Linked DNA regions of Homo sapiens: regions 2 and 3 are each linked to region 1. A link is an interaction called in ENCODE POLR2A ChIA-PET data of the cell type or tissue named here. Cell type or tissue: CD4-positive, alpha-beta T cell. All regions are shown on one strand. Each heading gives the region's core, and the rest is flanking DNA. Links, peaks and the distances in the headings are about the cores only.

Evidence for each region. Peaks named below come from ENCODE experiments on the same cell type or tissue, not always from the same donor. Only the 100,000 strongest peaks of a DNase experiment are listed, where the experiment ranks them.
Region 2: POLR2A ChIA-PET joins it to region 1 with 7 read pairs; 1 of 35 experiments calls an interaction of 5 or more read pairs at or near these places.
Region 3: POLR2A ChIA-PET joins it to region 1 with 6 read pairs; 3 of 35 experiments call an interaction of 5 or more read pairs at or near these places.

What each region holds. Positions count from the first base shown.
Region 1 is chr22:40,112,444-40,120,860 of GRCh38, forward strand. It overlaps a transcript of TNRC6B not described here. Among named protein-coding and RNA genes, the nearest start is that of TNRC6B, 61 kb to the right of the region's middle. In CD4-positive, alpha-beta T cell, for the core only: no CTCF peak of the experiment used is centred there; a DNase peak (open chromatin) is centred at 4,528; H3K27ac peaks cover 3,566 bases.
Region 2 is chr22:40,505,791-40,514,207 of GRCh38, forward strand. All of the region lies in intron 3 of MRTFA (myocardin related transcription factor A), which reads right to left. Among named protein-coding and RNA genes, the nearest start is that of MRTFA-AS1, 12 kb to the right of the region's middle. RefSeq lists an enhancer at 4,795-5,339. In CD4-positive, alpha-beta T cell, for the core only: no CTCF peak of the experiment used is centred there; a DNase peak (open chromatin) is centred at 4,061.
Region 3 is chr22:40,315,274-40,323,690 of GRCh38, forward strand. It overlaps TNRC6B (trinucleotide repeat containing adaptor 6B), which reads left to right. Exons shown (of 23, transcript NM_001162501.2): 20 at 10-234; 21 at 669-739; 22 at 5,817-5,956; 23 at 7,581-8,417. The coding sequence ends at 7,968. Among named protein-coding and RNA genes, the nearest start is that of ADSL, 27 kb to the right of the region's middle. In CD4-positive, alpha-beta T cell, for the core only: no CTCF peak of the experiment used is centred there; a DNase peak (open chromatin) is centred at 4,228.

The sequences.
Region 1 (8,417 bases), core at 2,296-7,295:
AACCCTGCCCATGATAAGAAGGCTGGTTGCAGACCCAAGGGAACAGGAGGACCCGACACAGCCTGGATACCAGGAACTAAAACAGGATGCCCCTGGCCCAGTGGCTGGATCTTCAGTATCCTTACTCTTAAGACAGGAAAGGAGCTCCCAAATGACAGGTTTCAGGTGGTTCTGCTTCGGATTTTTATTTATTTATTTTGTGTTTATTTTTAGACAATGGTTCTGACTTTTAAATGCTAGAGAAAGATTAAAGGAAGAACAGTTGAATAGTATCTGTTGCATTGACACTGAGATTGATAGGGACAGAAATCAAGTTGTGATGATTAATAAGTGAATGAGAAATTAGTATGTTGAGACCACAAATATAAACTGCTTTTTCTAGAAGCTTGACTAGGCCAGGTGCAGTGTTTCACGCCTATAATTCCAGCACTTTGGGAGGCCAAAGAGGGTTGATCACTTGAGGTCAGGAGTTCAAGACAAGCCTGGTCAACATGGTGAAACCCCGACTAAAAATAGAGCCAGGCATGGTGGCACACACCTGTAATCCCAGTTACTCAGGAGGCTGAGGCAGGAGAATTGCTTGAACCTGGGAGGTGGAGGTTGCAGTGAGCTGAGATTGCGTCACTGCACTCCAGCCTGGGCGACAGAGCAAGACTCCATCTCAACAACAACAAAAGCTGGACTAGGAAGGGAAAGAGGGGAGGAGGAGCGCAATAGCTAGAACAGATTTTAAGGTTAAAGAGGATGTTTTTAGGAATGGACAGACAGTATTTTTACAGAACTTCCAAAGCGTTGAAGTGAAGTAGGGAGTGGCCTAAAACTGCAAAGATAGTATTTCCAGGTCTTGGAATGATGGTAAATCTCTTGTGTATGGGGACTAAATAAAACCATCTGTTTCTAGCAGATCTACCTCCACCTGTGCTCCTTTTGAGACAAGGTCTGGCTCTGTTGCCCAGACTGGAGTGCAGTGGTGTGATCTAGGCTCACCGCATCCCCTGCCTCCTAGGCTCAAGCCATCCTCCCACCTCAGCCTCCTGAGTAGGTGGGACTACAGGTGCATACTACAATGCTGGGCTAATTTTTTTGTGTTTTTTGTAGAGATGGGGTTTCACCAGGTTGCCCAGGCTAGTCTTGAACTCGTGAGCTCAATCAATCTGCCCACCTCTGCCTCCCAAAGTGCCAGGATTACAGGTGTAAGCCACCACACGTGGCCTCCTTAAACTTTTGATATTATTATTTGTGTTACTTAATTAACTAGATATCTTCTTGTCCGCTTGGGCTGGGTGCCCTGCTCACAGAGCTGGATGGGTGGTACCCTCCTGTCTGCCACCAAGTCTCCTGGCATCCCCCCTTGCTTCCTGGGAAGACCTTCCAGGCCTCCTTGCTGGTGTTGTGCTCCTCCCTCACATCTGCTGCCTCACTTAAGACATCTCTTCTGGACATCTTGCTTGAAGTTAGGCCAGTTGCCAACAATGTAGGCAGACAGGGTTTTCAGAGTTATTTGCGACTCAATTAAAAGTTTATAGTGTATTCTTAATAATCTGTATCCCAAGAATTATGCTGGATATCAAACTGATAGGAGTGGTGAGTCCTGGGAAGACTGGAATGGAAGGAGAGGGGACATTGGTTAAGAGCCTCTCTATACTGCTTGAATTTTTAAAATGAGAATTTAAATGTAAAATAATTGTGCTGAATAGTCAAGTTTGAAAATTAAAACCCTGCCATACTCAGAGGTGATACTAGTAAGATACCAGCAAAATAAATATAGTTTGTTGAATATGTATTTCTTTCAACTTGCCATATTCTCTAGGAAAGATTTAGTTCTAATTAAATCCTGTGAGTTTAGTTAGGTACTTGGCTTTGGAAGAATTCTTTATTTTTATTTTCATTTTTTTGAGACTGGGTCTTACTGTGTCATCCAAGCTGGAGTGCAGTGGTGTAATCATGGTTCACTGCAGCCTTGACCTCCCAGACTCAAGCAATTCTCCTGCCTTAGCCTCTTTAGTAGCTGAGACTACAGGCACATGCCACCATGCCCCGTTAATTTTTTACATTTTTTTGTAGAGATAGGGTCTTCCTGTGTTGCTCAGGCTGATCTCGAACTCCTGAGCTTAACTGATCCTCCTGCCTCGGCCTCTCAAAGTGAAGTGCTAGGATTATAGGAGTGAGCCACCACGCCCGGCCTAGAGGAATTCTTGCAGCCGGCTTGCAGTTTAGCAGGACCTGGGGATTGATTTAACCCAAGATCCACTGAACATTCCCACCCCTTCTATGAATTCCAAGACTAGTTTGGCTGCTCTGAAAGAGAAGAGAGAAAACTGGAGTGGTTCACAGTTTTACTGCTGCAGCTGTACCTGATCAGATGGTAGGATTACCGTGTAGTTCTGAGCATTTCAAAGCAGTTGTGGAGGAATTTGCCGCTATTTATACCTTGGAAGGAAAATAGTGCTGTAGGTAACTTCAACTAGATAATTTCAAATGTTGATTTTATAATTAATTTTTATGTTTATTTTGAATACGTGTGTACCTGATACAGAGGTTCACAGCCTGGCAGAGAAAGTAATGCAGCTGTTCTGTAAAACCTGGATTCAAGAGTACTTGGAAAACTGCTCAGTTTCCCTAGCCTACCTGTCCTCTACCTTAATTCTTTTTTTCCCCTCCCTTCTGAATACAGGCAGTGTCTGAGACTCACTGCCAAGCAGGCTAGGGACTGAGTGACATGGTCTCTTTCTAGCCTTGTCTGTTAAGGAGACATGTAATGAACAACTTTACAGGGTTGGCACACTATTTGGACTAATGATAGATCCAGAGAAGAGGCTGTGTTTTAACCTAAGCGGGAAACTTTAATCAGAATAGGGAACTAAAAATTAGTGTTATTCTCTTGATAGTCTCTGCGGTTGACAAAAAATTAATGAATCCAGTCGTCCTCTGAAGTGCTGAGGGTCAGACATAACCACGTAGCCTCGAGTTCTCTGTAAGGGCCAGACCCATCTTGGAGGTTGCAGCTAACTTCAATTTTTACCAATGCATTTAATTAGGGGACCCATCCACATTCAAGTACTGAATTGCTGGGATCCCATTGGGATTCAGTTCAGCTTATGTTTATTGGACTCTACCCAATACCAAATTCAAAGGTGTGTCAGACATGGTCCTTGCTATCAAGGAGCTCCTGCTGAGTGAAGAAAATGGACCCGTGGATATTACCAATATAATGTGTATCTCGGAGGAGGAACACTTTGTCCAACCAGGGAGGATACAGAAAATTTCTAGGAGATAACACCTAAAGGAAAAGGGGAAGGGAATAGGCAGAGGGCTCTCAGACATTAATGTGTGTGTTGTGAGTAAGGAAACTGTGCAGTCATGAAGTGATAATGGGTCTGGAGAGGCCTTGGATTTTACCCTAAAGGTAGTTATTGACTGAATTTAGGTGGCGAGATACCCAGAGGTCAAATTTGCTCTTCAGCAAGAAAGACTGCTGTGATACAGTGTACAGTAGGGAGATAGGGAGACAAGTCAAAATATTTCTAATTCTCATCACAGTTCCATCTGAGATGTATTGATTCAAACACTATTAAATAAAGTAAGTCAAATAGAGGGGACGACAGATAGCAGGGCAGTGAGGTGCTTTCAGATTCCCTGCAGCACCATCTCAGCACTGTGCTCTAACGTGGGGCTGAAGCCCTGACTTACAATCTCTAGCTGTGGGGAATGGAGCACGCTGTCTTGGACAGAAGTATTGGGTTGACTGTGAAACTAAGGGGCCAACTTCCAAATAGTGCCAGCTTTCTGACAGCGGTGTAGATGCTGGTCCCAGATGAGCCTCTGCTGGGCTCGCCATTGCTTTGAGCACCTACACACACATAGGTAGCTCCAACCTTGAGGAGCATTCCTTCTGCGTTTGTTTGTTCATTGTAAAATGAAGTTGCTGGCCATTTAATATATATTCCTATATCTCTGTATTCAAATACATGAATATATATTTCAGAGAGAGATTCCATCATGGAATAAATAAAATATTTACTGCATTTACTAGCAACTTGCTATGAATTGATTTTGAAGAGACTGTTCCAGCCATTATGGGGGAATGGATTGGGGAGGAGCAAGAGTAGGAACAGAGAACCAGCGAAATGGCCCCAACAAGCAAGAAGGACAGCAGTGAAAATGAAGAATTATGGGTAGATCTGAGAAACAGATTTTGAAAGAGGAAATGATAGGACTTGCTGATGGGCTGATATGAGGGGTTGGGTGAGAAATTCATGACGGATGTCAGGGTCTGACCTAAACACCTGGGTAGGGGGTGATGCCCTTGATTGTACAAAGCCTTAATATTAATAACCACTTGCCTTTATTGAGCATGTGTTTGGTATCCTGCCCTGTACTAAGAGTTTTACACATACTTCATTTAAACTTCAAAAGAACCCTATGAAGAAGGTGTTGTTATTGTTCCCAGTGTTGGTTGAGGAAGCTGAGCTCTGAGGGGTTGGGCTGCGGGCCTAGAAACAATAGCTGGTGAAAGGAGGAGCTGGATTTCCACAAGTCTGCCTGTGCCACTGTTTCATGTGGCATCTTGCTATGAGCATACAGTTCATAGTGATTTTTTTCTCTTTTCAGGGTTGTGGTTTTTTGCACTGAATGTAACCTAGACTCATCTTCACGGGCTTGTGTTGCCCCAGGTACTGTCAAAGGTAAGTTTTTAAAATATATATCTACCATGTATTGGCAATAGTCTTCTTAAAAAGAAGAAAAGTACTTTTTCAAAAACATTGTTGCCCTTTTACCAAGTTCTTACAGAAAGATATTTTTAAGGTGACCATCATACCAGCCCCTTGCTTTCCTACTATATGGTAGGTGCCTTTTAAAAGCACTGGTATTTAGATGGATACTGACATTTGGTGCCTCATGCTAGAAAGCTACAACTTAGTTATTAGGATTATGTGAATTTTATGTGAGTGTTCCCCTAGCGTCTCTGTCTCTCACCTTTCCCTGCTGCGGTCTGTAGTCCACATTACTGCCAGGGTTCACTTTCTGAATGATAGATTTACTCAGGTCATGCCTTTGCTTAAACAGCCCTCATGGCATCCAGTTGCTGCAGATGTTGTCCCACAGATCCCTTCAAACCTAATTCCAGTCAACATTTCTGGTTGCTTTTTTAGTGAATCCTTATCTGTAAGCCTTAATGGACCATTTTCTTTTCCCTAGATATATATATAGTATTTTTTCGTGGCTTTGTGCCTTGGTTGATGCTTTTCTCTTTTTAGAGCTTGGAAGCAGGGAGAAGAATGTGACTATCTACTCTTCTTGTTGTATTTTTCCTGTTATCTTCTTCTCCCAAACTCCCTTGGCAGAATTTCTTTTTCATCTGTATTCTAAGAGCACCTGTTGTTATTACAGTAATAAATTATTCAATATTTTATATTAAAGTTGTTTATTTGTATCTGTCTCCTTTACTAATATATAAACCCTTTGAGACTGCTTGGAAAGGAGCTAACCTATTTTCAATGCCTAAAAGAGGCCCCCACAAGCAAGAAAGGATGACAGCAGTGAAAATGAAGAATTGTGGGTGGATCTGAGAAACAAATTTTGAAAGCAAAAATGATAGGACTTGCTAATATGAGGGGTCCAGGGTAGGATTGCTAATATGAGCTAATATGAGGGGTCCAGGGTAGGATGATAAATTGATGATGAATTTCTCCCCAACCCTTTGCTAGGCTTATGTGCCTAGTGTATGCACCTTGTCTCTATAGAGACAGCCACTTACCTGAAGACAGTAGCCATAACCATAGCCACTGCTAAGGTCAAAATACTGTGTGGCCTATGGTTTTTGAACCTCCAGTTCAGCCTCAGTAGTATAGAGAAATAAGATAAAATGCTCTTAGACACCTTGCTAAGAGTTCTACACACATTGTTTAATTTAGTCTTTATAACACCTTTTCCTGCACAGCTTTATGGATGAAAATATCAGGATTAGAAAGTTAAATAACTTGCCCAAGACCACACAGCTAATAACTGACAAAGAAGAACGGTTCTACATTTTCAAAGCCACAGCTCATTCCAGCATAACACAGTATCCCAGCACCATCTGGCATGTGATAGAGGCACAGTAAATGTTTATTGAATTGATATCTATTGCATTTTAAAGAAAAAGCACTGTCATTGATTAATTCAGTCATTCTTACATAGAAATTTATTGAATACATATTAAATGCCAGGTACACAGTTTTGAGTAGACTGAATACAGAGATTAACAAGATATAGCGTCTGGTATCAAGGGGTTGACAGTCTAATCCTTATCACATAGAGGAATCTATGTGAGTAAATAAATCCAATAAAGTGTTACAGATCCCATAATAGAATTCAAACAAGATCCACTGGAGGCACTGAGGAAGGAATCATTATTTCTGCCTAGAGATGGATCAGGAAATAGTTCATAAAAGCTGAGCCTTGATTGGAAAGTAGGGTCTCCCCTTGTGGCACCAGAGGAGGGAAAGGCAGAGGGAGTGATAGCAACAAAAACATGGAAACCTGAAACAGTCTGCCATATTGGCAAAGCTGTAAGATGTTCATTACGGCTGGAACAAATGGAACAGAGACCAGGCAGACGAGGCTGGAGAGACAGGCAAGGGCTGGATCCTGGAGGGCTCTTGAAAATATTAACATATTTGGCAATTTTCCTGGAAGAACTTGCACAGGTACTGTAGGACATTACTTGTATTTAGTTCTTAACATTTGCTGAGTCCTGTCATGTGTGTAGCAAGCACTGTGCCAGGTCAAGACTATCCACCACCTACCACAGGTCACAGACTGGTGACTGCTCCAAGTTGAAGTGATGTGCAAAAACAGAAATTAAACACTTGTGTCGGTCGGACACGGTGGCTCACGCCTATAGTCCCAGCACTTTGGGAGGCCTAGGCGGGCGGATCACTTGAGGTCAGGAGTTCCAGACCAGCCTGGCCAACATGGTGAAACCCTGTCTCTACTAAAAATACAAAAATTAGCCAGGCGTGGTGGCACGTGCCTGTAGTCCCAGCTACTTGGGAGGCTGAGGCAGGAGAATCGCTTGAACCTGGGAGGCAGAGGTTGCAGTGAGCTGATATTGCACCACTGCACTCCAACCTGGGCAACAGAGCAGGACTCTGTCTCTAAATACATACATAGATAACATACATACATACATGCATACGTAAACACTTGTGTGTTGTCTCATCATCTCATGAGGGGACATGACTTGTCACTTTGGCATGACTTGTTCACCCCTCTAGTTTTCATGTAAGTGGGCTTTGCCCTGACTTTTTTGTGACTCTGTTAGCACTGATACATTAGACTTTGTCACTTCTTACATGGAACCCTTAGTTAACCGCACACTTCTGCATTGCCTACCTTACTTACCTTCTGTTTTGTCAAAAGGAAAGTAAAGTTGCCCTAGACACAACCATAAGCCATGCCTTCAAACAAGAATGTTATCAAGGTTTGTTCAAGAAACATTGAAAACTAAGGACAGCTCCAAAACAACAAAAAATGAGAGCAAGTGAAATAAAGGACAAAGATAAAAATGGGTATCAATATGACATTTAGTAAGTGGGCACATTACATGGTTTTAATCAGGAAAGATTTTTAGAAATAAAAATTGACTGGAGGCCAGGAACTGTGGCTCACACCTAAATCCCAGCATTTTGGGAGGCCTAGGCAGGTGGATTGCTTGAGCTCACAAGTTCAGGACTAGCCTGGGCAACATAGTGAAATCCCAACTCTACCATAAATACAAAAATTAGCTGGGCATGGTGATGTGTACCTGTAGTTCCAGCTACTTGGGAAGCCCAGTGAGGCTGAGGCTACATTGAGCCGTGATCATGCCACTGCACTTCAGCCTGGGTGACAGAGTGAGACCCTGTCTCAAAAAAAAAAAAAAAATACTGAATAGATATTAGAAGGGTAGAGATGTGGATTGGTGATGAGGGGAAGGGTTTTCCAGTAGGGTGTGGACTAGGATATACATAGAGAGAGATTAGCATGTTGTGTGCTGAGAATGGAAAGATTTGCCTGCGTGAATGCAGAATACAGGGTGCTTTGAGAGTAATTAGAAATGAGGTTAGTGAAAAGCTTAGGAAGTAAAAGTGTGTGATTAATGCTGTGGTAATGGAATAATTTGGAAGACAAGGCTGATATGGAAAACTGAACTTAATTCTGAGGAGGATACATGTCAGATATAAGTTGAGATCAAAGGGTATCCAATAAGTAATATTCTCTTCCCTGCTCAAGTTCTGAACCAACAGAGACTTAGCACAAAGGAGTAAGGCAGACAGGTGGAGATCAAAATTTCACGTTTATCATTCATAAAGTTGCCATAGGAGAACTGGCTTAAATCTAAGGGCAAGCAGATTTTTAATACTGAACTGCAGGACTTAACAGGTTTATTCGCC
Region 2 (8,417 bases), core at 1,323-6,322, 390 kb after region 1:
CTTGATCTTAGGACTTCTCAGCCTCTAGAACTATGAGAGATAAATTTCTGTTCTTAATAAATTACCCAGTGTCAGGTATTCTGTTGCAGCAGCACAAAATGAACTAAGACAATTATAAAGAAAAAGTAGATATAACATAGATTATATTATTAAAGTGCATTGGCCAGGCGCGGTGGCTCACACCTGTAATCCAGGCACTTTGGGAGGCCAAGGCAGGTGGATCAACAGGTCAGAAGATCGAGACCATCCTGGCTAACACGGTGAAACCCTGTCTCTACTAAAAATACAAAAAAATCAGCCGGGCATGGTAGCGGGCGCCTATAGTCCCAGCTACTTGGGAGGCTGAGGCAGGAGAATGGTGTGAACCCGGGAGGCGGAGCTTGCAGTGAGCCGAGATTGTGCCACTGCACTCCAGCCACTCCAGCCTGGGCGACAGAGCGAGACTCTTATCTCAAAAAAAAATAAATAAAGTGCATTATGACACCAATTCTTTGATAAAATATAGTATATAAAATATAATCCCTTCTTGAATGTGATCTGCTTCCCACTGTAGTGAACTTCCCCACAAAAATGATCTCTGCAGTAAGGTAATTTGCCAAGTAGTCTAGAAAATAAGATTGTGCACAGATGCACACTTATACTTCCCAGCATAACTCAGTTTTATGCAATATTTACATATTAATGGGAACTGAACACCCAGCTCTTTACTATTAAGAAACTGTGGTATTTATCCCCAATATCTTACAATCTACGTCTCACTGGCATTTGAAGGAGATGTGGCTTCTTCAGTGCCCAACGAGGTTGGATGTTCAGGGACTTATTCCAACCTACTTGTTAAGAATCTTAGGCAAATAATAATTCTCTAAATGGGGGGGTGATGAATCATGACTTTATTCAACTAGCTCATTCTGACTGCTGCATTTATCAACTACTGTTTTTCTATATACCATGTCTCTAAAACTAATGACCCCCATTTATCACCATTTTCACTGTTTAAGGAGAGTTTAAAAATATAGTAGCATAATACTATTAGCAAACAGCTAACCGAGTGTACTAGCTACCAGCAAGCACATGTGACACACAAAAAGTGCTCTATAAAATATGTCAATGAAATATTGCTGAATACACCATTATTTTAATTCTTCAATGACCACATATAAGAAATGCTGATTCTGCTTATTATGGTTGGTGAATTCTGACTAGGATACATTACGGTCTCCAATGGCACCTTGTTAAAAGCTGCTATGCCCCAAGAGAAGCATACTACAATCTTAGAAACTTCTCCTTTGGCCAGGCATGGTGGTTCAAACGTGTAAAACCAGCAATTTGGGAGACCAGGCAAGTGGATCACTTCAGTGCAGGAATTTGAGACCAACCTGGGCAACAAGGCAAAACCCCATCTCTACAAAAAATACAAAAAATTAGCCAGGCGTGGTGGCATGCATCTGCAGTCCCAGCTACTTCAGAGGCTGAGGCAGGATAATTACTTGAGCCTGAGAGTTCGAGGCTGCAGTGAGCAGTGATTGCACCACTGCACTCCAGCCTGGGTGACAGAGTGAGACCCTATGTCAAAAAGAAAAAAAAAAGAAACAAACAAACTTCCCAGCTGGGCGCCAGGGCTCACTTAAGCCCAGGAGTTCGAGACCAGCCTGGGTAACATGGCAAAATCCTGTCTCTAAAAAGAATACAAAAAATTAGAAGGGTGCCTGCAGTCCTAGCTATTAGAGAGGCTGAGGTGGGGGGATCACTTGAGCCTGTCAAGGCTGCAGTGAGCTATGACGGTGCCACTGCACTCCCACCTGTGTGACAGAGCAAGGCCCTCTCTGAAAGAAAAAAAAAAATTGTCCTAGATTAAGAACCACTGGGTTATTTCAAGGACTAAAGAAGTTGATTTAGGCCAGATGCAGTTGCTCACGCTTGTAATCCCAGCACCTTAGGCCAAGGTGGGTGGATCACGAGGTCAGGAATTAGAGACCAGCCTGACCAACATGGCGAAACCCCGTCTCTACTAAAAATACAAAAATTATCCAGGCATGGTGACACACACCTGTAGTCCCAGCTACCAGGAAGGCTGAGGAATGAGAATTGCTTGAACCCGGGAGGCAGAGGTTGCAGTGAGCCGAGATCAAGCCACTGCACTCCAGCCTGGGAAACAGAGCAAGAGAGAGCAAGACTCCACCTCAAAAAAAAAAAAAAAAAAAAAAAAAAAGGAGTTGATTTATATATAAAGTACGTAGAACAGTACCTGGGCACAGGTGCTGTTACTAAGATTAGCACAGTGGCTTCTAGGGAAACATAAGTTTCTCCTAGCAGCAATTGAAGACAATTAGATTCGTCCCCAATTTGATTAAGTAAACAACAAAAATTCAAATAAATCACAGATGCTGATAGGATGTGAAAAAATGTGTTTGTCTATTCCCAATAAGATTTATTTACGTGCTGGGCACAGTGGCTCATGCCTGTAATTCCAGCACTTTGGGAGGCCGAGGCGGGCAGATCATTTGAGGTCAGGAGTTCAAGACCAGCCTGACCGACATGGTGAAACCCCACGTCTATTAAAAGTACAAAAAAACTAGCTGGGCGTGGTGGTGCATGCCTGTAATTTCAGCTACTCAGGAGGCTGAGGCAGGAGAATTGTTTGAACTCGGGAAGCAGAGGTTGCAGTGAGCTGAGATCATGCCAGTGCACTCCGGCCTGGGCAACAGAGACAGACTCCGTCTCTCAAAAAAAAAAAAAAAAAAAAAAAAAAAGGATTCATTTAGACTCATTACCACTTTCTATGGATATAATGTATTCTGTTCATACTGAAATCTTTGGCCTCACAGTTGAGGTTGTCTCTCAATTGGAAGTTTCTTTAAGGTGGAAGAATGTTAGTAATATGTTCTTTCCATTGTAACTGTGGTTTGAGGGTACTTTTTTTTTTGCAAAGTAAGAGTCTGGCTTCTGGCTGGGCATGGTGGCTCACACCTGTAATCCCAACAATTTTGGAGGCCAAAACAGGAGAATCACTTGAGCTCAGGACCAGCCTGGGCAACATAGCGAGACTCTGCCTCTACCAAAAAAAAAAAAAAAAGAACTTGGTTTCTAAGATTATCATATGCTTTGTGTTCACGGTAGCTTTTAACAAGGTGCTGGTATCAACAGCTCAACCCTCAAACATCCATGCTAACAGCAGAAAATACATTGCACAGAAAGAAAAGATGGTAGACAGTATCTTTTAGAGTGGGCAGGAATGCTTGTATTTGTATTTAGTACTGAGTAATTATTTCCAATTTTCGAGGAAGTCACAAAGCTGCCACAAATTGTTTAACTATACAATTCTTCCTTTGCCAGGGTCCAGTGCCTGCTCAGCTTATCATTTCATACTGGCAAACAACTATACAACTTTTCCTCATCTGTGATACAAAGATTAAAATAAGCAGAGGTGGTCACATTCTAAATATTTCCTGGTTCACACCTTCCCCTATTAGGGAAATCACTTTTGGGCACAAAAGATCATCCATTCTAACTCTTACTGGGCAAATATCTTGTTTGTGTCAACTAAGTATTTTGTACACAGAATATAATGCCAATATCATTAAGTATTTGAAAGAAAGATTTGTCAAAAATATCCCTGTTATGACCTACTCTTAGGATAATCCAGGATTGATAAAAAGCCAAATTCTCCCCATAGCCGAAAGAGGTTTGCCTCAGCCTAAGGCTATTTTCCCTAAGTGAGAGTTTCTAAACTTTCTGGTGAGCTTCTCTTTCTCATCCAGCTGGTCAAAGTTTTCTGATAACAACATACCACACAACTGAAAAGCTAAGTTTCTCGGCCTGAATTTTTGTTTATACCTGATAGAAGCTACTGCTTTCTCCTAGTGGAAATTCAAAATACCTAAGTTTATCTCCAGAAAACTCTTCAAATACTTTCAGTAATCTAATGGCAACAGCTTTGCTACTAAAAATTTCCCAACATCTTCCTGTTTGGGCAGGTCTTGCTGAAATCCCCCTCCTCATAAGGAGGAATTTGAGAAAAAATACTGCCAACTTCAAGTTCCCTTAGGCAAATTTCCAGCCCCAGTGCAAGGCCATGAGGTTAAACATTTCTCAATGACGCAGGCTCCCTCAGAGGGAGGAACAAGAAAAAAAAAAAAAATCAAAACGTATTCTTCCCACTGCAGTAAATCAAGAAACAGCAGCCAAGTACTTTAAAAAAAAAAAAAAAGTGAAGTTAATACTGTTTGCTCTGCCAAGGCCCCCAGTGGGAGTACAGAACCCAAATGAGAGCTGTGGGATGAGAGAAAAAGAATTGCAGAACCAGCAATCCAGTCAAATTGACAGATATGTCTCCAGATTCTCTAGATAGTCTCTGGAGTACCAATACAGTGTAAGGTCCCAGCCACTGTATAATTTACAATAACTAGGACAACTAAAGTAAAGTGATTGAATTAGTGGCTGGGGGTAAGGAATGGTGTCACACATTAAGCAAATCATGATTCAGGATTAAAATGTACATTAGGTGAGAGGCCGGGAAAACTAAAGGAAAGTACATTTAAGCAACTTCTCGGTGAAGGAATATATAAGGCTGATCACAAAGAAGGCAAGCTCATGTGAGGGGCTGGTAGGGTTCTTGAACCTCTGGCCACCTGCAGATAAATAATTGATTGAAATAAAACCCGAAATGTTCTCCAGAAACAGATTAATACAAAACAGAATTTTAGAGTTCAAAAGGTCCTAAATGCTTACAAGAAAATGCCAGTGATGAAAATATCATGTGTACAGTGCTTTACTTCTCAAAGTGCTTTCACTGAATCATTAAATAAAAATTATTATGTACCTGCTATGTGTTAGGAACTGGCAATACAGAAATTGGATACCACCCCTGCTTTAAAGGGGCCATACTTCTAACAATGAGACCTGCTAGGAATGAAAATGCAGCAAACAATCAGTCTTTGGTGGTATGCAGTAAACATAAGGAGAGCACAGCAGAAGGGGCACCGAAGTTTCTGGGGGAATCAAAGACAGCACACATCTCAGAAGAGACAGCCCTTGAAGTGAGGCCAGAAGGCTGGCAAGCAGAAAGACTAACGGTTATATGCAAAGGAATATATGTGCTTTTTTTAAAAAAAGCACGAAGTGTTCTGGGAACCAAAAGCTGGTCAGTACTGCTGGGGACTGTGAGTTTGGAAGTGATATGAGATAACCACATAGTCAGAGACCAGACAAATAAAATAGCTTAAGTTTTACCCCACAAGAAATGGAAGAATTCTGAGCAGGAGAAAGAAAATGATTAGAATTGGTAGTTAGCGAAAGTATCTTGGCAGCTGAATGGACAGATTGGAGGAGAGTTGAACTATAGCCAGGGAGCCCAATAACAAGTCCCCTGAAACCACAGAGAAAAATGCTGACAATATGATATAGGGCAGAGAGACAAAATATAAGAAGTCAAGGTAGAGGTAAAATCTAGAGAACTCACAAGTCAAATAGATATGACAAGTACAACAAGAAAGGAGGAATTGAGACTGACTCCTAATTTTCTGGCTAGGGCAACTGGCACTATAAATTAGGGAATGCAGGTTGGGAGTAGTCACTGAGAATGGCGATATCAGTTTTAAGTGCACACTAGTCATTTAGATGTCCAGGTGGGAAGAATTAGTGGATTAACTGAATCTAGAACTCAGTAAACAGGTCAGGGATATAGATACATATACACGTATCACATGTGAATACCTTTCCTATTTGGAGGAAATTCTAAGACGGGGAAAGGCAGTCACCTTTTCCCACTACAGGAACTGACAGTAACAGAAATTCCCTCTCTCTGTTCCCTGGCATCTAGTTCACAAATATATAACCCAAGTCAATCAGATCCTCCTATGTAGATCTTTGAATATTGAAAGAATAACACAAAGGTGGAAAATATAATCAGAAATTATTCATGGCACTGTGGCAAGTGCCTACTGGTGGCAGTGCCAGTAGTAACAGATGTTCATGGGAGACCAGGCCAGCAGCAGTGGCAGAGAAGGTCCAGCAAGCAGTGCTAGAGAGAGTCCTCAGCCAACTGATCCCATTACATGGTCTTTACTATGTCTTGCCTCACTCAGTTTCTGCTCATTTTCTGAACTGTGTTATCCAGCCTTCCTTTTAAGGCTGTGCACTATCCAATACTTTTCCAATATATTTATTTTATGCTTAGGTGAACCAAGATTATGTGAAAAATCCTGAGTAGTACAGAACGAGGAGGGAACATAGAACAGGTGAGATGAGGCCTAGAATGGGCCCACTATATAGGGTGACTAGTAGGTCACTATGAAATTAGTTCATATGTGTCATCTCCTTCCATCCTTACGGTCCCTTGTGAGGAAAATAAGGCCAAGTACCATATCTTTATTTTAGGATAAATAAACTGAGGCTAAAAGAGATTAAGATCATACAGTTCTTTTTGCTATCCAAGAGTGTCCTCAAAAAAGTTGTTTTACAGGTGCTCATCAAAAGGAGATGTTAAATGAGCAATACTAATTCTTACAGCAAATGTCAATGGACACAGATGATAACCACACATGGGTCCCAATGCTGGTCTTCCAGCTTCTTCAATTTTGGTAATATAAAGAAGATCCTAACAGAAGCATTAAATTCCTTATAGACAATCACCTAGAAACATACCTAATGAGGATCCTTGCCATCATCCTTCCACTCAGGGTACCTTGGTTACTACTGAAAGAATACATCATAAGCTAAAGGGATTCCTCAAGTGGAAGAAAGGATCATCTATCCCTAACCATGAGAACCACTGTGGGAATGAGAGGTTGAGAGCTTTCGAAAGATGATTATTTCTCAACTTCATTCCTTTGGGATATGTCACAGCCAGTAAGGGAGAAATTGGAAAAAGCAGCTTTCACAAGCTGCCAAATCCATGTCCTAGTCCCAAGGGATAATTAGCCAGTGAGGTTTTGTGGAGCTGATGTAATGTTGGCAGAGGCTAATGTTTTATGGTTGAACATGTAGCCTCTTGAGTTTTAGCTACAGGGCTAAAAGGATGACATCCTGAAAAGCTAAGAAATTCATACCCATAACACCACCACTTCGCAATGTGCATCTTAAAAGTAATTTGTAAACTTTAACTGATCCATCTTTATCATGATTAGTTATGAACATTTGTTAAACTATAAATTCTCTAAATTTTATTTTATGTAACTATTTTGCTATGAAAAGAAATTTCTAGGTAACACAGACAATTTAGAAAGCTTAAAGTAACAAAATAATTAGAAGAAAGGAAAGTTTTACAAGGAGTGAGTCTGTTTGTGGCACTTTCATCCCACTACCACCACACCAAGTTTAAAGCCATCTGATGAGCTTATGAAAACAATTTTTGAAACTGAGTAGTCTAAGCCAAAAGTGTTCAGGAGTACCAAATCTCTCACAAAAAGTGTCAATCTTAGAAACCTTAGAAGTATTCTGAGATGCAGGAGGTAAGAATTAACGGACAAGAAGCAGAAATATTAAAACACTAACACTCTTGGTTTGAGTTTGAGCTGTTAAACTTCTTGCAGGCCTGGCACGGTGGCTCACGCCTGTAATCCCACCACTTTAGGAGGCCAAGGCGGGTGGATGACCTGAGATCAGGAGTTCGAGACCAGCCTGGCCAACATGGTGAAACCCCATCTCTACTAAAAATACAAAAATTAGCTGGGCATGGTGGTGTGTGCCTGTAATCCCAGCTATTTGGGAGGCTAAGGCAGGAGAATCACTTAAACCCAGGAGGCAGAGGTTGCAGTGAGCCAAGATCACACCATTGCACTGCAGCCTGGGCAACAAGAGCGAAGACTCCATCTCAAAAAAAAAAAAAAAAGAAAAAGAAAAGGAAAAGACAAAATGCTTGCCATTTAAAAAAAAAAATGAGTCCTTTGACTTAAATATGCCACAATGATCTCCAAATCCTGAACAAAACTAAGTACATTAATAAAAAAATAAAATCACTAATCAGTAAGGCAAAATATGTAGTGCTTTTAAATATGTGCTAGCTCCTTAATAAGAGACAACTTTTGGGCTGGGCGTGATGGCTCACATTTGTAATCCTAGCATTTTTGGGAGGCTGAGGCAGAAGAATCACTTGAGCCAGGAGTTTGAGACCAGCCTGGGCAACATAGTGAGAGCCTGTCTCTAGTTAAAGTAATAATTTTTTTTTTTTAAGTTAAAAAGAGGCCGGGCACGGTGGCTCACACCTGTAATCCCAACACTTTGGGAGGCCGAGGCAGGCAGATCACCTGAGTGAGGTGAAGAGATAGAGAACAGACTGGCTAATACGGCAAAACCCAATCTCTACTAAAAAATACAAAAAAATTAGCCAGACATGGTGGCATGTACCTGCAGTCCCATGTACTCGGGAGGCTGAGGCAAGAGAATCGCTTGAACCCAGGTTGGCAGTGAGCCAAGATCAC
Region 3 (8,417 bases), core at 1,672-6,671, 200 kb after region 1:
TTCTTACAGCAAAGTTCCCTGATTACAAATCAACATGGTCCCCAGATCCCATAGGACACAACCCCACTCATCTCTCCAACAAGATGTGGAAAAACCATATTTCCTCCAGGAACACTACACCGCTGCCCCGCCCACCTCCTGGTCTGACCAACCCCAAACCATCATCTCCCTGGAGCAGCACAGCACCCCGATCAGTCAGGGGGTGGGGGACACAGGACTCACGGCTCGCCTCGGGTGAGGAGGATCTGCCTAAAGGAACACCATTGTTCATCCACAAGGGGCTTATGTTAACACAGATGGTGAAGACACAAAGAGGTCTTCCCAAGAGAGGAAGTCATGGTTGTCTGCTTTTTCTTCTGGTAGAGGAAAAGGTACCTCTTGAGTGAGTGAAAGTCGCAGTCAGTATAAGGCAAAGGGACAGATGGAGTAAAATGAGTAAAAATGGCAGAGTGAGAACACTGGGAGGAAAATACTGTCTTGCAAATCAGGCATAAAAGTGCATAGGAGTCAGGGACCAGTAGAAGAGAAAAAGAAGGTCAGAGTCCAGTGGAAAAGAGAATTTATAAAAGCAGAGAAGAAATGTGAGCTACATGAAAATCTTTCTCCCTCATGGCTTTTCTTGTTTTTGTTTTATTTCTCTTCCTAACCATTTTTCTGGTTGCTCATAGCCTCTACCTGGAGTGATGGTGGCTCAGTTCGTCCTAGTTACTGGCTGGTTCTTCACAATCTCACCCCACAGGTAATTATGCTTTCTCGCAGTTTTCTAGATAGGACTTGATTGTATTAAGAGAGAGGGAAAGGTTGGGCATGGTGGCTCATGCCTGTAATCCAAGCACTTTGGGAGGCCGAGGCGGGTGCATCACGAGGTCAGGAGATCAAGACCATCCTGGCTAACATGGTGAAACCCCGTCTCTACTAAAAATACAAAAAATTAGCTGAGCATGGTGGCGGGCGCCTGTAGTCCCAGCTACTCGGGAGGCTGAGGCAGGATAACGGCGTGAACCCGGGAGGCGGAGCTTGCAGTGAGCCAAGATTGCGCTAGTGCACTCCAGCCTGGGCGACAGAGTGAGACTCCATCTCAAAAAAAAAAACAAAAAAAAAAGAGGTAAAGATGGGGGTTGGTTTCTCACACCTGTAATCCCAGCACCTTGGGAGGCCAAGGCGAGAGGATTGCTTGAAGCCAGGAGTCTGAAATCAGTCCAAGCAATATGAGACCCTGTTTCTACAAAAAATTAAAAATTAGCCAGGCATGGTGGCACACAGCTGCTCAGGAGGCTGAGGTGGGAGGATCACTTGAGCCCAGAATTGCATTGCATTGCACTCCAGGTTGGGCAATAGTGCAAGACCCTTTCTCAAAAAGGAGAGAGAGGGAAATAGATGTGGGAGGCTGGCAGATATGAAAGTTCATCTCCTGATCACTGCAAAGAGGTCTTGACTACAGGAGTGGGTGTCCCCTCCCCACCCAAGGTTCACAGTCTACTTCTGGAGAAGGGTTGATGCTGGCCACTAGGCTTCATGCCTGCCTTCAAGATGATGATAACACATACAGTTTACAAAAGTGAAAGTTAGTTTTATAAGCTAGTTCATAAAACTAGGTAAAACCCACTAGAGAGTGGGTTTCTGCAGATCTTACGGGGCAGAGAAAGAGAAAAAAACAAACAGAGTAGGGTGGTATTTTCTGGTGATTTCTGTGTAGTAGACACGATTTGCTATACAAATGTGCATGTTAGTATCTGGAACCTAGTGGAAAAGGGAGTATTTTAAGGACACCCAAAAGCTACCTGTTTCTGTGTTAATCCTCCAAGAAGACCTGAACCTATACTTCCTATCCCTGAAAGTGTCTTCCCTTCTCAACTAAGTTCTTTGTTTCTTAATATGGATCTCATGCATCATTTAGTTACAAAACCTCAGTATTTTCTCCCTCTTAAAACATATTAACCATTTTTGTGCTCTGTAAATAATTAACCATCCATCTCTCCAGTGGAAGAGATCATTTGACTTCATAGTTTATAAATGCTACATGGGGCCAGTCGCAGTGGCTCACGCCTGTAATCCCAGCACTTTGGGAGGCCAAGGTGGATGGATCACGAGGTCAAGAGGTCGAGACCATCCTGGCCAACATGGTGAAACCCCGTCTTTACTGAAAATACACAAATTAGCTGGGCGTAGTGGCACACGCCTGTAGTCCCAGCTACTCGGGAGGCTGAGGCAGGAGAATCACTTGAACCTAGGAGGCAGAGGTTGCAGTGAGCTGAGATTGCACCACTGCACTCCAGCCTGGCGACAGAGCGAGACTCCATCTGAAAAAATAAAAAAAAGCTACATGGGTGTGTTTAACTCTCCGTCTATTATCCTCTTCACGTGTAGATGGCATTACTATAATTTGCTCTCATCAGACCATATCCGCTAGGTGGTTTTCTATTGGAGGAGCTTCATTTGCACCAAGCCACTCTGCCTTTCACCTTGGTTGCTAGATAACTGAGGTATTTGCAGAAGCATTATGTTGAGCACCTGAACGAGGTTAAATGGGCTCATCAAAACTGAGTCCATCACAACCTTTACAACACCTTGTTAAAAGGAGTCTGTTATGCCTCCTGTTTTTGACATACAAAATGCATTCTCTGGCATTTAATTCATATATGGATTCATGCACACTTTATTAAGCCAACATTTTCCAGAGTGTTGTCATGAGATATGATTAGGTCTCTGGCCTAATATGTTTGACATGTATACTTGGTTAAACAAAACTAAGCAGATTTTTTCACTTTGAGACTTCTTAGGCCTTTTAATACGCTAACACATATTATGATTCTCTGTGGGGAAATACATCTCCTAAATACATTTGCCCATTTGTAGGGAGTAAATCACAGGACTCGTATTTCAAGATGCACATTGAGGTAAACAATTTCCTAAATACAGTTAACATGAGGGAGAGTGTGGGTCAGCTCTTAATCTCTGTATCTAATCAACTCAGCTCAAAGTTCCAAGTTACGGCCGGGCACGGTGGCTCACACCTGTAATCCCAGCACTTTGGGAGGCCGAGGCGGGCAGATCACAAGGTCAGGCAATCGAGACCATCCTGGCTAACATGGTGAAACCCCATCTTTACTAAAAATACAAAAAATTAGCCGGGTGTGGTGGTGAGCACCTGTAGTCCCAGCTACTTGGGAGGCTGTGGCGGGAGAATGGCATGAATCTGGGAGGCGGAGCTTGGAGTGAGCCGAGATTGCGCCACTGCACTCCAGCCTGGGAGACAGAGCGAGACTTCATCTCAGAGAAAAAAAAATTTTTTTTTTAAGTTCCAAGTTATTTCTTTAGCAAATAGTTGACTGAAATATGAAGAATCTTGTATGACCATCCTCAAAACTATGTATACCTCCTATTTTCTAAGAGTTGTCACACAATGTGATTATGTTATGATGAGATTGAGAGAAGCAGTAAGAGATGCACTGTTTTGAAAGAAGCCTGGGCAGGCCAATCGGCTGTTCACTTGTTCTATCTTATGAAAAATGCTGGCCAGATGTGGTGGCTCATGCCTGTAATCCCAACACTTTTGGGAGGCTGAGGCAGGTGGATCACCTGAGGTCAGGAGTTCCAGACCAGCCTGGCCAACATGGCGAAACCCCATCTCTACTAAAAAGACAAAAATTAGCCGGGTATGGTGGTGGGTGTCTGTAGTCCCACCTCAGTCGGGAAGCTGAGGCAGGAGAATCGCTTGAACCCGGGGGTGAAGGCTGCAGTGAGCTGAGATCGCACCACTGCACTCCAGCCTGGGTAACAGAGCGAGACGCTGTTTCAAAGAAAAAAATGTTAATTATACACATACATCCATATAAAATGAATATGGGGGTGGCCGTGTTTGGGTTAGAACTAATTTTAAAATGAAAGCTTCCTAAAAGCAGACTAATCTCTATCATAGCTTAAAAGGTTATAAGAGCAAGTCACCTGCTCTCCAGCCTGGGTGACAGAAGAGTGAGACCCCCCCCATCTCTGAATTTAAAAAAAAAAAAGCAAATCTTGATACAATTGTCACCCCCTTACCCATGATTTCTTACCCTTGGTCAAACCATAGTCAAAAAATATTAAGATGTTTTTAGAGAAAGACCACATTCACATAACTTACAGTATGTTGTTATAACTTTTCTTTTCTTTTTTTTTTTTTTTTTTTGAGACAGAGTCTTGTTCTGTCGCTCAGACTGGAGTGTGCAGTGGCGCGATCTCCGCTCACTGCAAGCTCCGCCTCCCGGGTTAATGCGGTTCTCATGTCTCAGCCTCCAAGTAGCTGGGACTACAGGCGCCAGCCACAATGCCTGGCTAATTTTTTTGTGTTTTTAGTAGAGATGGGTTTCACCATGTTAGCCAGGATGGTCTTGATCTCCTGACCTCGTGATCTGCCCACCTCAGTCTTCCAAAGTGCTGGGATTACAGGCGTGAGCCACCGCACCTGGCAACTTTTCTATTTTAGTCTCTTACTGTGCCTAATTTGTAAATTAAACTTTGTCTTAGGTATGTATGTATAGGAAAAACATAGTATACTTAGAGTTCGGTACTATTGGTGGTTTCAGGCCTCCACTGGGGGGCCTTGGAAGGTGTTCCCCTCAGATAAAAGGGGACTACTTTATCTGGATAATGTTTCTTTCATCACCTAAAATTTATCTAGAGAGCATCTATCCTAAAAAGTCTGTTGTGGCATATGCTGACATGCTTGTGTAATCTATTGTTACTTATAAAACAATGCTAAGAGCATTTCTGTGATCATTTTCTGCAAAGAACTACAGAGAAACTGCCTGTTTTCATCCTGCAGGGTGTCTACCACTGCCACCAGTAGTACAGCTTTTTAATCTATTCAATAGTAATCTGTTTATCTTCCAAAGAAATGAACTGAAATGGTGGACTGATCTTAAATACCTATTTAAGATCTTGATGGGACAGGCGCGGTGGCTCATGCCTGTAATCCCAGCACTTTGGGAGGCTGAGGCGAGTGGATCACAAGGTCAGGAGATCAAGACCATCCTGGCCAACATGGTGAAACCCTGTCTCTATTAAAAATACAAAAATTAGCCGGGAGTTGTGGTGTGCGCCTGTAATTCCACCTACTCAGGATGCTGAGGCAGGAGAATCGCTTGAACCTGGGAGGTGGAGGTTGCAGTGAGTCGAGATTGTGCCACTGCACTCCAGCCTGGGCAACAGAGCAAGGCTCTGTCTCAAAACTAAATAAGTAAAAAGATCTTGATGCAAAATAAGTTAATCAGAGTGAATAAGTTTGTTCATCCAACTCATAGGTTAGGAAAATTGTCCCTAATCGCTGAAGATCTTAAGTGGTGAAAGTCTAACTGGGGTGAGGGGTACAGCCTTTGGTCAAAATGCCTGATGTCAGCACAGGACATAGAGAAGTAGGCAGAAATAGTCTCACCTTGAGATGGGCAAAGTAGGGGTAAGACAGTGTTAGAATAGGCTATGAACCAGGTCAGCCATCAGCATTTTAAATAATCAGATGTTTAGTAGTGCTTTTCTTGTCTGTGTCTTTCTCTTTACAGAGGAATACATGAGCAGTGATGCTAAGAATGTTAACTTACATTCTTACATGGATACCATCTCATTTTTGTCCTTTTTTGACTCTACAAGTTAACACTCCCACCTGTTTATCTCTTAAAACAGACCATAGGCTGAATCATATGCTTTTGTTTTGAGCTGCATTTATGGAAACTATTTGCAAAATGGGCACACTAGGTCTCAGCCAGTGCTTTGAATATCTTAAAATGTACCTTTTCCACCCCACCTCCAGTCTTTATCTCATGAATGTCATTACTCCTTAGATTGATGGGTCAACCTTGAGAACGATCTGCATGCAGCATGGCCCACTGCTGACATTCCATCTGAATCTAACCCAGGGCACTGCCCTGATCCGATACAGCACCAAACAGGAGGCGGCCAAGGCCCAAACTGCACTGCACATGTGAGTATTCGGTCCTACACCCACGTAGACAAACATGCATGAAGATGCACCCGTGAGTATTCTGGCAGCTGCTGAATTAAAGATGCACCAGAACATATACGAAGAATGGCACCGTCACACGTGCATCTGCAAGTCTCGAGTGTGGAGAGTGTGGAGGTGCCGGGTCTTTTCCACCAAAGCTTGGATTGTCCTGTATATATCAGAGGCCAGTCGTCAGAATTCCAAACGTAAATAATTTGTGAAGTAGTGAGTAAATTCTAAGTAACATAAAGCTAGGGCCGGGCACAGTGGCCCATGCCTGTAATCCCAGCACTTTGGGAGGCCAAGGCGGGCAGATCACAAGGTCAGGAGATGGAGACCATCTTGGCCAACATGGTAAAACCCTGTCTCTACTAAAACACAAAAAATCAGCCAGGCGTGGGGGCGCATGCCTGTAGTCCCAGCTACTGGGAAGGTTGAGGCAGGGGAATCGCTTGAACCTGGGAAGCAGAGGTTGCAGTGAGCTGAGATCATGCCACTGCCCTCCAGCCTGGTGACAGAGCAAGATTCCATCTCAAAAAAGAAAAAAAACACACAGCTAATAGAATTGCCATTGTTTTTCATAATAGAATCTAGCTGCTTACTCCAGCCTCTTTGCAGATGATGAAATATTGTGGTCTTGGGGGGTAGCAGGGTCTTTGCTTAAATTAGGTGGCGCTAGATCAGACTTTGCCCATCCCCTTCCCTGCCACTGTCAAACTGGTGGACGGAGAAGACCTGACTGCCCTTGGCTGCAGATGCCATGACAGAAAGCCAGACACACTGCAAGCCAGGGATGAGGGGGCTCAGGCAGCGAGGAGCCCCTGAGAAAGAGCAGCACTTCCGGGGACTGAAGCCAGGTTGCTTCGATGCTTTGGGTATGGTCTCTTGCCTCATAACTCACATGGGGAAAGAAAGAGACCATATTTTTCTTTCCTTTTTATCTAAGGCTTTATTTATTTTGTTTTAGAGCAGTTTTAGGATCACAGCCAAATCGAGAGGAAGATACAAAGATTTCTGTCATATCTCCTGCTGCCACACATGAATAGCCTCCACTATTATCAACATCCTCCACCAGAGTGGTGCATTTGTCAAGATTGCTGAACCCCTCCTTATCACCAAAAGTCTGTAGTTTACATTAGAGTTCACTCGGCCTTGTACAGTATATGGTTTTGGACAAATGTATAATGACGGGTATCTACCATTACAGTATCAGAGTCCTCTGCCAGTTCAGTCATCCCTCTTAGCCCCCCACAGACACACACGTTTTTCTTGATAGCTAAGTTGTCTAGAATATATAAATTCCATACACCAAGAAATATCAGAATATAGTATTCTCTAGTAGTCCTTGGTTATCCTGAGTTTTGGTGATGCCTTGTTGGTTTACATCATTACTTCTTAATTACCTGGCGGTCTGGTTGAAATACAAGTTCTGGACCCAGAGGTCTTGGGTGGAGCTTGGACTTTGCATTCTAAAAAGCGTTCATGGATATGGCAGCTTCTAGTCAAAGGACTGCACATTGAATGTCAAGGACTGCAGTCGCTCCCTCCGTATGCTTTAGGATTTTCCTGAGATCCATAGCTCTCTTTCCCTCCCTTCTTCCAGGTGTGTGTTGGGAAACACTACCATCCTTGCTGAGTTTGCCACTGATGATGAAGTCAGCCGCTTTCTGGCACAAGCTCAGCCCCCTACACCTGCAGCAACCCCAAGTGCGCCAGCTGCGGGGTGGCAGTCGCTGGAGACCGGCCAGAACCAGTCAGATCCCGTGGGACCTGCTCTGAATCTTTTTGGTGGGTCCACTGGGCTCGGGCAGTGGAGCAGCAGCGCTGGTGGCAGCAGCGGGGCCGATCTTGCTGGCGCTTCATTGTGGGGGCCCCCAAACTATTCTTCTAGCTTATGGGGAGTCCCAACGGTGGAAGATCCCCATAGGATGGGCAGCCCTGCTCCTTTACTACCTGGTGACCTTCTGGGAGGAGGGTCGGATTCAATCTGAACTTAGAACTTTCAACTCTGACCTCGTGACCTTTTTTGGAACAGCAGCAGCACTAACTTGACCTTTTCGTTTTTTTTTTCAACTTGCAATAAATACATTTTTAAAAGGAAAAAAGAAAACGGAGAGAAAAAAAGGTGGGTCATTGACAGACTGTCTGAGCACATAGTTGCCTCCCTTATAACTTCAGTTTTTTCGTTTGGAATATGAATCCAAAAAGAGAACATATCACTCTTGAAATACTTGAATCATGAACGCCAACCTAGAAAGACAATGTGAAGCAAGTACACATACCATTTAAATTTAAACACAAAAAAATTAAAAAAATTAGTTTCTAGTTTTTCACTTTTTTCATGTTATATGGAAGTTGTTGCTAAGAAACATATATACTGAAAAAAAATAGCTTTTTAACTTTGTTTGCACTGGGTGTGTTTCCGTCCTTAGGTCTACCA